Regions from separate parts of the Homo sapiens genome. Here region 1 is linked to region 2. A link is an interaction called in ENCODE POLR2A ChIA-PET data of the cell type or tissue named here. Cell type or tissue: GM12878. All regions are shown on one strand. Links, peaks and the distances in the headings refer to the core of each region. The heading gives the core; the rest is flanking DNA. Region 1 has its middle 45 kb from the start of MIR5685. Region 2 has its middle 4.9 kb from the start of GCLC-AS1.

The links. Peaks named below come from ENCODE experiments on the same cell type or tissue, not always from the same donor. Only the 100,000 strongest peaks of a DNase experiment are listed, where the experiment ranks them.
Region 1: POLR2A ChIA-PET joins it to region 2 with 6 read pairs; 3 of 35 experiments call an interaction of 5 or more read pairs at or near these places.

What each region holds. Positions count from the first base shown.
Region 1 is chr6:53,229,718-53,234,118 of GRCh38, forward strand. No RefSeq gene overlaps it. Among named protein-coding and RNA genes, the nearest start is that of MIR5685, 45 kb to the right of the region's middle. In GM12878, for the core only: no CTCF peak of the experiment used is centred there; a DNase peak (open chromatin) is centred at 2,154.
Region 2 is chr6:53,424,436-53,428,836 of GRCh38, forward strand. No RefSeq gene overlaps it. Among named protein-coding and RNA genes, the nearest start is that of GCLC-AS1, 4.9 kb to the right of the region's middle. In GM12878, for the core only: no CTCF peak of the experiment used is centred there; DNase peaks (open chromatin) are centred at 2,436 and 2,716.

The DNA of each region.
Region 1 (4,401 bases), core at 195-4,194, 190 kb before region 2:
GGTATCAAGAAAGATTATTTATTTATTTATTTTGAGATGAGTCTCACTCTGTGGCCCAGGCTGGAGTGCAGTAGCGCAATCTTGGCTCACTGCAACCTCTGCCTCCTGGGTTCAAGCAATTCTCCTGCCTCAGCCTCCCAAGTAGCTGGGATTACAGGCGCCTGCTACCATGCCCGGCTAATTTTTAAATTTTCAGTAGAGACAGGTTTCACCATGTTGGCCAGGCTAGTCTGGAACTCCTGACCTCAAGTCGTCTGTCCGCCTCAGCCTCCCAAAGTGCTGGGATTTTATAGGTGTGAGCCACCAGGCCTGGCCTCAAGAACGATTTCAAAGGTTTGGTTTACTATCCCATCTTTTCACCTCCAAAGAACTATACAATGTGAACTATGTTATTCTGACTCCCCCTAAGTGAGAATGGGACTGGACTTCCCCCAGTCCTCTGATTATCCTAGTCCCAAACATTTTTTTCCAGAGCCTACAATGCCCGAGGCACTGGCCTAGGCACTGGGGACACAGTGTCAAATCTCAATAGATTCACCTCATTCCCTGACCTCATTGGAGATAAGGTTCTTGTGAGGAAGACAGCTTATCACACAACTAACTCGTGATAAATGTTGTGAAGCAGACATTAAAGAGGCAACGAGAGAAGTGATCTTCAGCTGAAGTAGAGGTGATATTGAGCTTTAGTGATCTTCAGCTGAAGTGGAGGTGATATTGAGCTTTAGTGATCTTCAGCTGAAGTGGAGGTGATATTGAGCTTTAGCATGTGAACAAGGTTCCCAACATTGTGTCATGGCAGTGGTTTTCAAGTTGTACTTTCTAGAAGCATTTTTGGACCTCTAAGGAAGAGTGGGGAAAGGGGAAAAGGACTGACAGCTCAAAGTAGGGTAGGGTTGAGAGGCAATAGATTTATTTACCCAAGCATTGGAGACTTACTTTCTCTGAGTATCATAGCTGCAGCAGGAGGTGGGATGAATTTGCAACATCTGAAAGCAAAAAGATTTGAGAGTTGCTCATAAGGGAATAAATAAATACAATCTGATATTCCCTGGTTTCGTGTCACCAGCTTATCTATAAACTTACAAACGTCTTATGATTCCTGGAACCTCTCCTGGTCTCTGGCACCCACAGCTTCAACTCCAATTTCCCGGGGTTGCTGGGTGCTTACCCCCAAAAGCCCAGCTGCATCAGGACACTCTGTCGTATCGAAATGGAAGAATGTCCTGGTAGAGCTGAAGCTCTGCTTCTACTGTCTCATGCCGCAACAGCTACAAGTCCTGCTCCCTCCAGAAAGCCATGCTTGCTAGTTAGGTCTTCTTTCTCCACCTCTCTCAGGAAGGGGGTTTAAAACAAGAGGAGATGCTAGACAGTCTCTTTGTTAATAACAACCACTGCTATTTATTGCATGCTTACTGTGTCCCAGTATTTTATTTTTAATATCACAACAATCCCATGAGGAAAGAAATATTAGCTCTGGATCCTAGATGTGAAACCCGAGGTTCAGAAAAGTTATGAATCTTGCCCAAATTTATACTGCTCATAAGTGACAGTGCCAGGTGTGAGCCCTTTGTGTGTGCTCCAAACCATTCAGTGAAAAAAGCAAGAAGTCAGCTGGGCGTGGTGGCTTACACCTCTAATCCCAGCACTTTGAGAGGCTGTGGCGGGCAGATCATGAGGTCAGGAGTTCGAGACCAGCCTGGTCAACATAGCGAAACCCTGCCTCTATTAAAAATACAAAAATTAGCCAGGCATGGTGGCACACACCTGCAGTCCCAGCTACTCAGGAGGCTGAGGCAGGAGAATCACTTGAACCTGGGAGGCAGAGGTTGCAGTGAGCTGAGATCATGCCACTGCACTCCAGCCTGGGTGACAGAGCAAGACTCCATCTCAAAAAAAAAAAAAAAGGCAAGAAGTCTTAGACCACTTCTCTAGTGGTAGGCACAGAGTCATTCAGATAAGGCCATTAAAAAAGAAGGTGGAAGGGGAAGATGAGTTAGTACTTGAAATTCTGCTGTCTTGACACAAATAGCCTATCCCGAAATGATAAATGTATTTGTTAATGGAATTTACCCATTTTATACATCGCACATGTTTTGTATGTGGTGTTGAGCATAAAGGTCTTCATTATGAGTCAGGAAATGTAAGTTCCACTTCCAATATGAGCTGTGTCGCTGTCACAAATGGCTTTATTATTCAAAATTTTCAGACCACAGTTTCCGTCTTCATTTGACTGAGAATAATTCAACGACAGAGAATGTTCTAGTCTCCTTTGTGTCTCTAGTATCTAGTACAGGCCCCAAAATGTTTCAGGGTGGAATGGCTAGGGAAGGAGGAGAATAAAGGAGGAAGAGATTTATCTTGTAACATCTGTCCTGATGTTAGCAATATTAATTAAAACAGTTTGCAGGTTTTGTTGAAAAGGTCTGTTGTCCATCTTGGTGGCAAACTAGGAGGAAATGGTATCTAGCAAAGGCCTCTTTGGCATAAAGGGCACAGAATGTGAAACTGACATGTACACACAATGGGATGCCTTCCTTTGGCCACCCTTCGTTTCCCCTTGTTCTTTCCGAAGCAACTGACACCACAAAATGAGAAGAGGTGGAACGGGAGAACGGCTCGCAACAATGACTTACCTGGCTGCTTCCTTTTCAGTTACCTTTGTGGACAGACACAAGAATGCAGAGGCCAGAGCTGCCCTAACACAATGTGGAATTGTGAGCTAGTTTTGTGCCACTAAATATTCTTTGTGCCACTATATATTCTTCAGTGTCCTCAATTCTTTTTACCTTTGCAGAGCTAACTCTTATTTTAGGGTTGTGCCAGGATTTAAACTGGGAGCATCAGCTGCAGAGGGCAAAGGAGTCAAGCTAATAAGCTCTCCAATTCTGCTTCTTGCAGACTGCTTCAGTTTTGAAGGAGAAGTCGTCATTTTTAGAATTCTTACTTGCGTTCACCCTGTACCCTGAATGATTAACTCCTAGTGTGTCCCTTAAGTTTAACCCATATTCCCCCTCTGCTCCTAGGAATGTGAGCACGCTTTCCACTCAGTGACCAGGATTTTAAAAAACTATTTTCAATCTGCCTCCTCTTCCTCTACCCATTTCCCCAATTGCAGCCCTTACCCTCCACCCCTCTCCTATTAAACTCATGTCCATTCAATCTCCAGACTTGTTGGGGGAAGTGGCAGCATTGTAAGATAAACCTTAAGCAATTATTAGTATTTATTTATTTATTTTGAGACGGAGTCTCTCTCTTTCGCCCAGGCTGGAGTGCAGTGGCGTGATCTTGGCTGCAAGCTCCGCCTCCGGGGTTCAAACGATTTTTCTGCCTCAGCCTCCCAAGTAGCTAGGACTACAGGCGCACGCCACCATGCCTAGCTAATTTTTGTATTTTTAGTAGAGATGGGATTTCGTCATATTGGCCAGGCTGATATCGAACTCCTGACCTCGTGATCTGCCCACCTCGGCCTCCCAAGGTGCTGGGATTACAAGCGTGAGCCACTTGCACCCGGCCTATTTTTTTCTTTATCTTAAGTTCCAGGGTACATGTGCAGGATGTGCAGGTTTGTTACATAGGTACACATATGCTATGGTGGTTTGCTGCACCTATCAACCCATCGCCTAGGTATTAAGCCCCACATGCACTAGCTGTTTTTCCTGGTGCTCTCCCACCTCCGGCACCCCAGCCTGAAGTTATTATTAAAGTTCAGTTTAACTCTTGTGGTGTCTACAAAGCGTGACTTTGTTGAGTCTTCAACAGATTGTAGCATTACTCACCTTATGTCATTAAACTGGAGAGGCTGGGGTGATAGGATAAGGGAAGCACACAGCTCAGCATGTGGGGAGTTTATTTAAAACTCTTGTGTCTTTCATTGACTAGGCAGATGAAGTCATTGCTGACATATAAATCAACAAAATACTTTTAAAATGTAACTTTCTTTCGTGGTTTGTTATAATAAATTACCCCTGACTACTCTTTAAAAAAATCACAAAGAGAAAATTATAATTTTCCTTCATCAAGTTCAATACTTGTGAGCGTCTTTCAGGTAAATTAAGAGGAAAAATACATACAAATAGTTACATTTTGGAAATATTTGCACCTAAAACAACAGAATATGTTCTATGGGAGTAATAAGTAGTTCCTAATGTTGATTTATCTAAATGTATTATTTCTTTTTTTTAATAATGTGACTATGATGACCAGGAAAGGAGCCAAAAAAAAAAAAAAGGTTTGAAAATAAATGAAAATAAATGCAAAACCTTAAGTGGTGCACACCTGTAATCCCAGCAATTGCGGGCGGGGGAGGTGGGGCAGTGGCTGAGGCTGGAGAATGGCTTGAGCCCAGGAGTTTGAGACCAACCTGAGCAACATAGTAAGATCCTGTCTCTTTAAAAAAGAAAT
Region 2 (4,401 bases), core at 139-4,138:
GCTAAAAATTCTAACACTATTTAAGAAGAGAAGAATGAAAATGGGAAGTAATTAACAGTCTTTGTCACATATGTGCATTTAAAAGTAACTTGAGAAGAATATCAGGAAACTGTTCTCAGTGGTTATCTGGTGAGGGGGGGAGGAGGTGGCAGGTGAGAACAAGACAGATGAGGAAGAATAGTTGCAGAGAGAGTCTTCACTATATCTCTTGCAACATATTTTGACTATGAACCATGGATAGGTATTACCTATTTCTAAACTTAGATTAATTTAAAATTCTTTCCTAAAGATAAGTAAATAAGATAAGAGAAAATAAAGAAAAAAATATTCCAGCCAGTCTAAACTTTGGTAAGAATAAAAGAGCCATGGAGTTCAGTGAGCTAATGGCCCCCAACTCTAGGGCCGTTAATGACCTAATCAGAGGAAGAAGGTATAACCAGGGTATATTAGTTTTCTATTGCTGTGTAACAAATACCACAACCTTAGCAGCTCAAAATAACACAAATTTATTATCTCACAGTTTTTGTGTTGGGAGTCTGGTTTTAACTGGGTCCTCTACTCAAGGTCTCATAAGGCTTAAATTAAGATGTTGTATAGCTGTGCCATCATCAGGAGGTTCAACTAGGGAAAGAGCCACTTCCAAACTCACTTAAATTGTTGGCAGAATACATTTCCTTGTTGTTGTCAGCTGTAGTCTGGGGACACTCCCAACTGCTAGAGGCTGCCCTCAGGTCCTAGCCACACGGTCCCTCCATTTCAGCAACACGCCTTTGTCAAATTTTGCTCATACTTTAAATCTCTGTTTTTCCTTCTGTGACCAGCCAAAGAAAACTCACTGCTCTTAAGTGGCTAATATGATTAAGATAGGTACACATACATAGTCTTCCTTTCTTAAAGTTAACTGCGCCCATAAAGATCAATGGAATAGAATAGACAGCTCAGAAACAAACCCTCACATATGCAGCCAAATGATCTTCAACAGGGGTGCCAAGATCACTCAGTGGGAGAAAGGACAGTCTCTTCAACAAATGGTTCAAAGAAGTTGAACTCCTGACCTCAGGTGATCCGCCCGCCTCATCCTCCCAAAGAGCTGGGATGAGAGGTGTGAGCCGCCGTGCCAGGCCCAGCCCCACATTATTTACATTCAAATTTCCCACGGACATTGTTTAATCATTAAGATCTGGGACAAAGTTAAAAATGCTAGCAACAGCGATTTCAAGTCCTTACCTCTCCCAATTTCCTATGTGTGTTCAAATGATTAACTCTTTAAGATATATTTTGGCCTGGCGCAGTGGCTCATGCCTGTAATTCCAGCACTTTGGGAGGCCAAGGAGGGCGGATCATGAGGTCAAGAGATAGAGACCATCCTGGCCAACAGAGTGAAACTCCGTCTCTACTAAAAATACAAAAAATTAGCCGGCGTGGTGGTGGGCGCCTGTAGTCCCAGCTACTCAGGAGGCTGAGGCAGGAGAATCACTTGAACCCAGGAGGCGAAGGTTGCAGTGAGCCAAGATTGCGCCACTGCACTCCAGCCTGGTGACAGAAACCCACATAAAAGGAAGGAGGCTGGAATTAAATTTTAAATTAAATTAAATTTTCTTTTACTATAAAAATGTTAATGTGCAGAAAAGTAGAGAAAGTCATGTACTGAACCACCAAGTATACATTACCCAGTAGTTCCAGCATTTATTGAGTGCCTGTGCAAATCATTGTACAAAATATTTGTGAAACACTGTTTTCACTTTATTCTCTCAACAACCTTTTAAAATAAATGTCATCTTACTTAACGATAAGATAAATATTATACCTTATGTATGCAGAACATTGAGACTCAAGTTGGGTAAAAAATTGCTCGAGGTTACGCAACTCATAATTTGTAGAGCTAGAATTTAATTTTATTTATTTGTTTTCTCTCTTTTTTTCTATCCCATTATTACTCATTTTCCTCCCTAGTCCATTATGCTATTATTGCCCAATTACATCTTTATATGTTATAAATCCATCAATAGTTTTATAAGTATTACTTTATGCAGTTGTCTTAAATCAGAAAAATTACAAGCAAACACACATTTATGCTTTTATAAGTCACCTGTGTAGTTACCCTTATTGCTGCTTTTTATTTCTTTGTGAGGATTCGAGTTACTGTTTAGCATCCTTTCATCTCACTTGTAGGGCAGTTCTGCCAGCACAGAGCTAGGATTAGAACCAAGGTCTTCTAACTCCAAGTTAAAGGCTATTTCTACCACATCTCAGGGGCATGAGAGCCTGTGAGTTCCAGGACTATCTTTCCATGAGGAGCTCAATTTCATCATTCTGGATATTGGTCCCGCCAGAATTTCTCATCACTCTTATGAATCCTTTTCACCCTTCATTGCCACAGAAGTTTTAATGAGCAAGCGAGTCGTACTGTTTTCTTGGTTTCTTTTCCGGTATCATATGACTACAGGTGAATGAGATATGGTTAGCAGCAAGCCAGATGTTAAGAAGCAGTGATCTCATTGTTCAATTCCCACCTATAACTAACCTGCACATTGTGCACATGTACCCTAAAACTTAAAGTACAATTAAAAAAAAAAAAGAAGCAGTGAGGCAGGGGAGAGGTGGGAATTGAAACCCACAGTTATGATGTGAGTTCAGGTAGCCAAAGACAAATGGATAATCTAATTATGAATCTAGTTGTGAGAAAAGCAGTATTTGCTAAACTCAGTAGTGAGATTAGGAACTGAGTCATCAGATCAGAGAGAAGGCAGACCAAAGTGAGCCAAATATAAGCAAGTAAAAATCTCTGAGCATTATAATTCAAAGAGATCTGTGTGTTGGATGACTAGGGCTAGTTCCAGAAATGGCGCATAAAAATTAGTTGCCTTTTGTTCAATGCTTGCAGCTGTAGGTGGAAGTGTCAGGGCTACGTGTTCACCTGGTAGAAAGTTCTAAACTGGGCATGATCTAGGAAGGGGAAGGAAGCCTCTAGGATCCTTCCTCTGAGCCATATCCTTCCCAATGTATTAAATCATTATTTATTTAATTTTGAATAATATATGCAGGGCTTCTCAAGAAGAATGGACATCTTGAAGTTCCAGCTATAATTTTAAAAAGAAGAAAACTCCCTATAATTTAAGTGTTTAATCCTATTAGTATATTTCAATTACAGCATGTATGAACTCATTTGGAGAGGACATAAAAAATCTAAGTTTATGGTCTTTATGAGTATGAGACCCATGGTTAATGGGCCTTCTGGTAAAATTCCCTCTCCTCAGCCATACCCTGCAATAGCTCAGATGTCAGGGACCTATTCAAAACGTATTGGTTTTATAAAACTGATACATGCTTATCACAAAAAGGGCTACGGAAGAGTATATAGAAGAAAGTTAAAAAACAAAACCAACAAGCAAAACCCCCACTATCAACTACCCAGAAATAATTGTCATAACATTTGGCAACATCATCCTAGTTCCTAGTGATCTCTCTATGTATGTACCCATATTCACACATAGACATAATTCTACAAAAATGGGACCTACTGTAAATGCTTTTTTTAAAAAACAAAAAGCATTAAATTTGTCTTTACTTGAACTAAACTGGAGAAAAGCTAGTGAAATTGGTAGAATTGCTCAATCTCAGATTAATAAGTTTCTTCACATCAAGCAATTTTATTTTCCTAGAAGATAACTCTAAAATTTCAAAAGATTTTTTTACTTAAAAAAAAAAAACCCAATCACCAAAATGCTTCAATTCAAGCAGTATCTATGGATCTGCCTGCACTGAAGGTAAGCAACATGGCACCATCTTTCTAACCTACCCCTACAACACCATATTTCTGTTAAGTGTATTATTATTTTTTCATTATCAAGATTCATAAATTTACTCTGTCCTGTAGCCATAATTCTCAGCTTTGCTTTTTCTTTAAGCCATTGAATGTGTTTAATGACCAACCTTCCACTTCCGGGTTTTTAATTTTTCACTTAACAATTGGCTTGCTGGGTTTTGTTGTTGGATGGCTTTTTCAAAAATAATTCATGAGCACTAAATTTCATGAATTGCTGCTTATTTTAAAGTTTGTTTCCTGCCTTTATGTTTCAAGCACAATTAGATGGACACAAAGTTACCCTTTCCTTTCCTCAGAACTTTGTAAGCAGAGCTCCATTGTCTTCTGGCATTGAATGCTGCTGCTGAGGTTTTGGAGGTCAGGCTCATCTGCACCTCCCTCACAGCCCTTACACTTAGAGGAGCTTTTCTTTTTCTACATGGATGTCCTTAAAGCTTTTAGTTTATTTCAAGATATGTGTAAGCATTAAATATTCTTTATCAGATTTTCCTGGGAAATTTTTTCTAGTGCTTTGTGTTCTCTTTTTGTTATTAAATCTTTAAGTACATTTTCTTTCACTATTTGCTTTTTAAAAT